Linked DNA regions of Homo sapiens: region 1 is linked to region 2. Evidence: read pairs that join two places in POLR2A ChIA-PET (ENCODE). Cell type or tissue: HepG2. All regions are shown on one strand. Links, peaks and the distances in the headings refer to the core of each region. The heading gives the core; the rest is flanking DNA.

Evidence for each region. ChIA-PET counts read pairs that join two places held together with the same protein. Peaks named below come from ENCODE experiments on the same cell type or tissue, not always from the same donor. Only the 100,000 strongest peaks of a DNase experiment are listed, where the experiment ranks them.
Region 1: POLR2A ChIA-PET joins it to region 2 with 5 read pairs; 3 of 35 experiments call an interaction of 5 or more read pairs at or near these places.

What each region holds. Positions count from the first base shown.
Region 1 is chr6:3,697,242-3,700,057 of GRCh38, reverse strand. The region is part of intron 1 of LOC100507336 (a long non-coding RNA gene); the gene reads left to right. Among named protein-coding and RNA genes, the nearest start is that of PXDC1, 53 kb to the left of the region's middle. In HepG2, for the core only: no CTCF peak of the experiment used is centred there; no DNase peak of the experiment used is centred there.
Region 2 is chr6:3,499,389-3,502,204 of GRCh38, reverse strand. No RefSeq gene overlaps it. Among named protein-coding and RNA genes, the nearest start is that of SLC22A23, 44 kb to the right of the region's middle. In HepG2, for the core only: no CTCF peak of the experiment used is centred there; a DNase peak (open chromatin) is centred at 1,364.

The DNA of each region.
Region 1 (2,816 bases), core at 109-2,608, 200 kb before region 2:
TGTATTCCCCAGCCTCTCAAGCTCATCAGTGGGTCTCAGCCTAAATGCCACTCCTCAAGCCTTCCCTGATCCCTCCATCTGGACAGCCCCCTTGTTATATGCCCTTACATTCTGGCACTAATGCTCTGACACCAGCTGGGTGTTCCACAATTAGTTCAATTCTGATACTATCTTAAAGTTAGTGCAGAGCCCCCAAATTAAAGGGCACAGCCCCAATAAGACTGTACCCATTTCAGATGACAGGTACACTTTGGGGGTCCCAGGCCACTTGCACTTCTACCTGACTTGGCTACAAATTCAGGGGTTCCCACAGTCCCCAACTCAGTGTCAACAGTTCACTAGAGTGACTCACAGAAATCAGGAAAGCTCTGTGCTTATAATTACAGTTTTGTTACAAAGGATACTGATGAGGAACAGCCAAATAAAGATGCATAGGATGGGGTGGGGAGGACAGAGCACCCAAGCCCTCTCCATGGAATCCAGGTGCTTCTTCCTCCCAGCACATTACTGTGTTTGTGACCATAGCACCAGCCCAAAGTAGGCCTATTCTGTTGATAACAGGACGCCAAGTCACCTTGTAGGCATAACAGAGTGAAAACTTCAAGTCACATAGGCCAGGCATGCGCAATAGAAAAAGGTTTGACCTTTAACAACACCTGGTACAAGGATTCGTCTCTGGGGAACCAAAAGACTGGGAAATGACTGGAACCTGAATGCTGGAGCTCTTTCAAAAGGGATCTGTTGGCCCAGAAGATCTGGGACTAAAATCCTTACTGTAAATGGTTTGTTTGAAGTTCTCCCATCAGACTCTGCCAAGTCAACATTCCTAAATCCTTTCTCTTGCCCTCCCAACCCTTAGAACTTGCCCCAGATCCCAAATCAGTCAGATAGATATGAACTGCATCTCCTGTCTCCTTGCTGGCTGGTCTTGCAATAAAGCCTTTCTTTTCTCAAAAGCTAGTGCCACAGTATTGGCTTCCCATGTGTGTCAGGCAGCAAGTCCATTTATTCAATACCATCTTCACCAACCAGAAAGTTCCAATGAGCTTTGGTGTCTAGAGTTTTTATTGGTGTTTCATGATGTAAGCATGATAGATTGAATAATTGGCCACATAGTTGAATTCAATCTTGAGGCCTCCATTCCCTGGAGGTTGGGCAGCTGGAAGTGCAACCCTATAATCACATGGTTAGTCTTACTGGTGGCCAGCCCCCATACTGAGGCTATGTAGGGGCCCACTGGGCATCACCTCATTAGCATCACAAAGACATTCGTATCATTCACAAAACTCCAAGGGTTTTTGAAGCTCTGTACCAACTAAGGACAAAGGCTATATATATATATTTTTAAATTATATTACAGTTCTTACAGCACTTTTCATGGCTGAAATACATTGTTTTTGCAGTTAAATATTTAATATGTATTTATCCAATAGACTATAAGCTTCAAGAAGAAAGGGACTTTGTTGTTTTTGCTCCACTGTAACCTTAGCATGTAGCTCAATTCTTGGCAAGTAGTATTTGCTTTGATTGATAGATCTGATTAGAATATTCGAATAATGGGTGTAAGAGTTAAAGAAAGAGAAAAGAAACAGGAAAAGCGGCTCAACAGTCAAAGACAGGTTTATTTTGGAGAATAAACCTGAGAGGGGCATCTGGCTGATTTTGGTCAGGAGCACTCTCTTACAGAGTAGGAGTATTTATTGGTTTTAGGGTGAAAGAGCTTATCACAGGCTTGGAATATTTCTGTGTGGAGAAGTTTATTGTGGGGTTGGAATGTCTCTGGTCGGAGGCGAGGTTATCTTGGGGCTGACGTCTCTCCGGCAGGGGGGAGATTATCTCAGGGCTGGCATGTCTCTGGTCAGGGAGGGGTTTAATCTTAGGGTTGGAATGTTTCTGGTCAGAGGTGTCATTTGTGGTTTATGGTCATGCTGACCTTAGCCATTAGGCTGATGCATTTTGGATTTAGGTGGTTTTTGATCAAGGGTAACTTTAAAATGGTGGTGCTTGTCTAAGATGGCGATGCTCCTGCTCTGTCAGTGGGGAAAATTAAAGACTAGAAAGTTATATTGGGACAGTGTAGAAGGCCTTACATGCTCTATGGCCTTAAATGTTTCCAGCATGTCTCTCACATCATCTCAGTAACTGCTGGGAAGGCACCGCTGGGAAGGTTTGTAGAATCACCTAGGCCTGCCCTGGCTCCATGGAAGCCTCTCTGCAGCATGAGTCTTATGAAGTCTGGGAAAAGGGCATGAGTGGAATGGATGACTCAACATTCAACTGCAGTAGGGGGGTGTGAACTCATTGCTAAATTAAGGGAAAAGGGCCAAAAATACAAAATGTGGTAAGATTTGTCTCTCATGTTTAGCAGTCTGAGAAGGGCTTAAAATATTTTTTTGTTAGAGTGCTGGTGCCTAGTAGACAGGGGGGTAGGAAGACAAGCCCTAGTCCCTACTGAGCATCACTAGACCAGAGAAGGGAAAGAGGAGAGGCTCCGAGGGGAGGAATTCAGGCTCTCTAAAAGAAATTAACACCTGAAAGGCTCAGTTCATATTTCCATCATCCCCTGCTCATGGCCAAGTCAAAGAAAAAACTGATGTCTAGTCATGAAAACAGCAAAGCGTGAAGTGGGAGGATGATGGTGTCCTGTGTGGCAATGGGAGACAGGACAAATTCAGAGCACTCAGTACTTCCCCTCTCTTTCTAGAGCAGAATGTAGGGGTTCTAAGTGTTCAGATACAGGTCTTGATTCTTTATTTTATCTGCTTCTGTGGCCCTGGCTTTGTTGTCTAGAAATAATCAAAGATCATAGGATATTT
Region 2 (2,816 bases), core at 176-2,675:
ACAGATCAAAGGCACTGAACAAGCAGCCTAAGCGCATAGTGTAAACACAAACAGAACCTCACCAGGGCACTTTGTAATCCAGTTTCTGAAAACCAGTGACAAGAAGAGTATCGTTAAAAAGAGACAGAGAGGGGGATAAAAAAAAAAATTAAACAGAGGAACAAAGTCTCAGGCAAGGGGCTGCTTATCAGAAACTAGCAAGCCAGGGGACAATGGAATGATATATTTTGTTTTTTTAAACTTCACATTCTTAATCAATAGAAAGAATAGGCCACCAGCTGCTGAAAGGAATGTTCTGTGAGTACCACATGTCAAACCTCAGACTTGAGATCCTTTTGTTTTTTACTTTCTCTCTTTCTGTTCCCTTACAAGGATGGTGAATCTTCTAGGTAAACTCAGATGAAAACCTAAGCTCTCTGAGGCCACAGAAAAGTATTGTTTTCTTCCATGGAATCCAGCAAAGATTAGTAATCTAGAGAATACGTTTTTAATTGACTAAGAATGATCTTGTTCTCCTGCCCCTGTGATTCTAAGCTTATATTGTATCGGCATTGACCACATCTCCATAACTTTGGAGGCTGGCAGAGAATACCCCACTGGATCCCCTTCCTTTTTAAAAACAGATTTCTTTTGGAGGTGATCTGGGACTCCTTCACATAAACAGGAAGCATGAACAAACCTGCTGAGTCCCTGTGGGTTTTCCCCATTGGGCTAGTTGTCATTTTTCCAGCTGATTCCCAAATGTTTCTTTTCCAATTCCATGGTGAAAAGTAGGCCGGGCACGTTGGCTCACGTCTGTAATCCCAGCACTTTGGGAGGCCAAGGTGGGCGGATCACGAGGTCAGGAGATGGAGACCATCCTGGCTAACACGGTGAAACCCCGTCTCTACTAAAAATACAAAAAATTAGCCGGGCGTGGTGGCGGGCGCCTGTAGTCCCAGCTACGCGGGAGGCCGAGGCAGGAGAATGGCGTGAACCCGGGAGGCGGAGCTTGCAGTGAGCCGAGATCGCACCTCTGCACTCCAGCCTGGGCGACAGAGTGAGACTCCGTCTCAAAAAAAGAAAAAAAAGAAAAGTAAACTAAGCATTTTGATTTCTCTAGTGACACAGAAGTCTCAATGAAGTAGAACTATTCATTAGTGTAATAAAAATCCAATGGAAATGGAGGTAAATATTTCCCTGATAAATGAAAACTGCAATTGGATTCTCTTTCCACAATTAAATTTGCTAGCTTAGTATCCTGGTTTTGCAACATGGTGATTAATACATTAAACCCATTAAACCCTAAGTAACTCTTTACATCTGTTTGCATATTTTTTTTAGAAGCGCACACAGAATTAGTCTGAACCAAAGGTGTAATTTATTTGTCTGCAGTCTGAGTCACCGAGTTCCCTCAGGGTGTCTTTCAACTTGTTTTTTTTAAATCTCTATGGAGTATTTTTTTTTTTCAAAACACATGATCTGTTTAGAAACAGGCTACCCAGCACAGAACCAAACCTGTTCTACTGTTTTCTATTTTAGAATTTGCTTACATGACTTAAAAAATTTTAAGGCTCTGTATTTTACATGTTTTCACAGCTCTGAATTGAGAAAAGTAATGCAAGCTTGTCTGACCCATGGCCCACCGGCCACATGCAGCCCAGAACAGCTTTGAATGCAGTCCAACACAAACTCGTAAACTTTCTTAAAACACTACGAGATGTTTTCGCAACTTTTTTTTTTTTTTAGTTCATCAACTATCATTAGTGTTAGTGTATTTTGTGTGTGGCCCAAGATAATTCTCCTTGTTCCAGTGTGACCCAGGGAAGCCAAAAGGTTGGACATCCTTGAAGTAATGAAAGTTGATACCATGGCTGCTTTATGGCAGAAGTCAGAAATTGCCTCCCTCCATTGATGTGCTCGTTAGTATTGGAAAGGCAAATCAAGAAGTTAGGAGAGGCTGCCTTCACACAGCCTTTCAAATATATGAAGTGTTATGGAATTACAGCGTTAGATAATATTTTACCTGAAGTTCCAAAAGAGTTTTCTTCCTATTTACTTAGCATTCAGCCTTGAGTTGAAAGAGAATCAAAGATATACGCAATTATTAAAACCCAGATATAAGACCACAGTTTTTTTGCAGAGACTTCTAGAATATTCATGCAACCCTATAGTGTGCGGCCAAGAAGACACCAGAACTCAAGCTGCAGGCTCGTTAGGAACGTACCCTCTCTGAGCCTTAGTTTCCTCATGTAGAAATGGGGATAACACCTGGCAGGCCCACTTTATGAAGCTGTGTTTGGGTCCAAACGGCTTAACATCTAGAGAAGCCCTCTGCTGTGCATAAGGGTGTCCTAACAGAGGCATTGCCATGTGGTTTTTAATTACTGATCTTAAACAGTGATCTCCATAGAGAGGCCTGCACCTGGACCCATTGCAGTGCAAGAAAGTATCAGAATGACTAGAATGTTTACTCTTGACCTCTAATTTCTTTCTATGTTTGTGTTTCTATGTTTTCTATATGTGTGGACTGTGTGATTTGTGTGTGCTTGATGGTGGACTGGCTTGCTCCTTGTCAGTTCCAATTTTCTTCTGGTTAGACTTTCTAGATGGCAGAGACCATAAGGCTGAAAAATCACCCTTCCCAGACTCCCAGGCTCCTATGGCTAAGGTTTCCCGAGGTGATTTGGCTTTGCATGTTTGCCATGTTTCCAGACTCTGCCAACTGGATGCTTTAACACATGCCCTGCATGGAGATGCTGAACATGCCTTATACTGGACAACCCAGTAAGATGCCCGAGTCACTGTGCCTTGGCCTCCTGCTTCCCTTGTTGCTC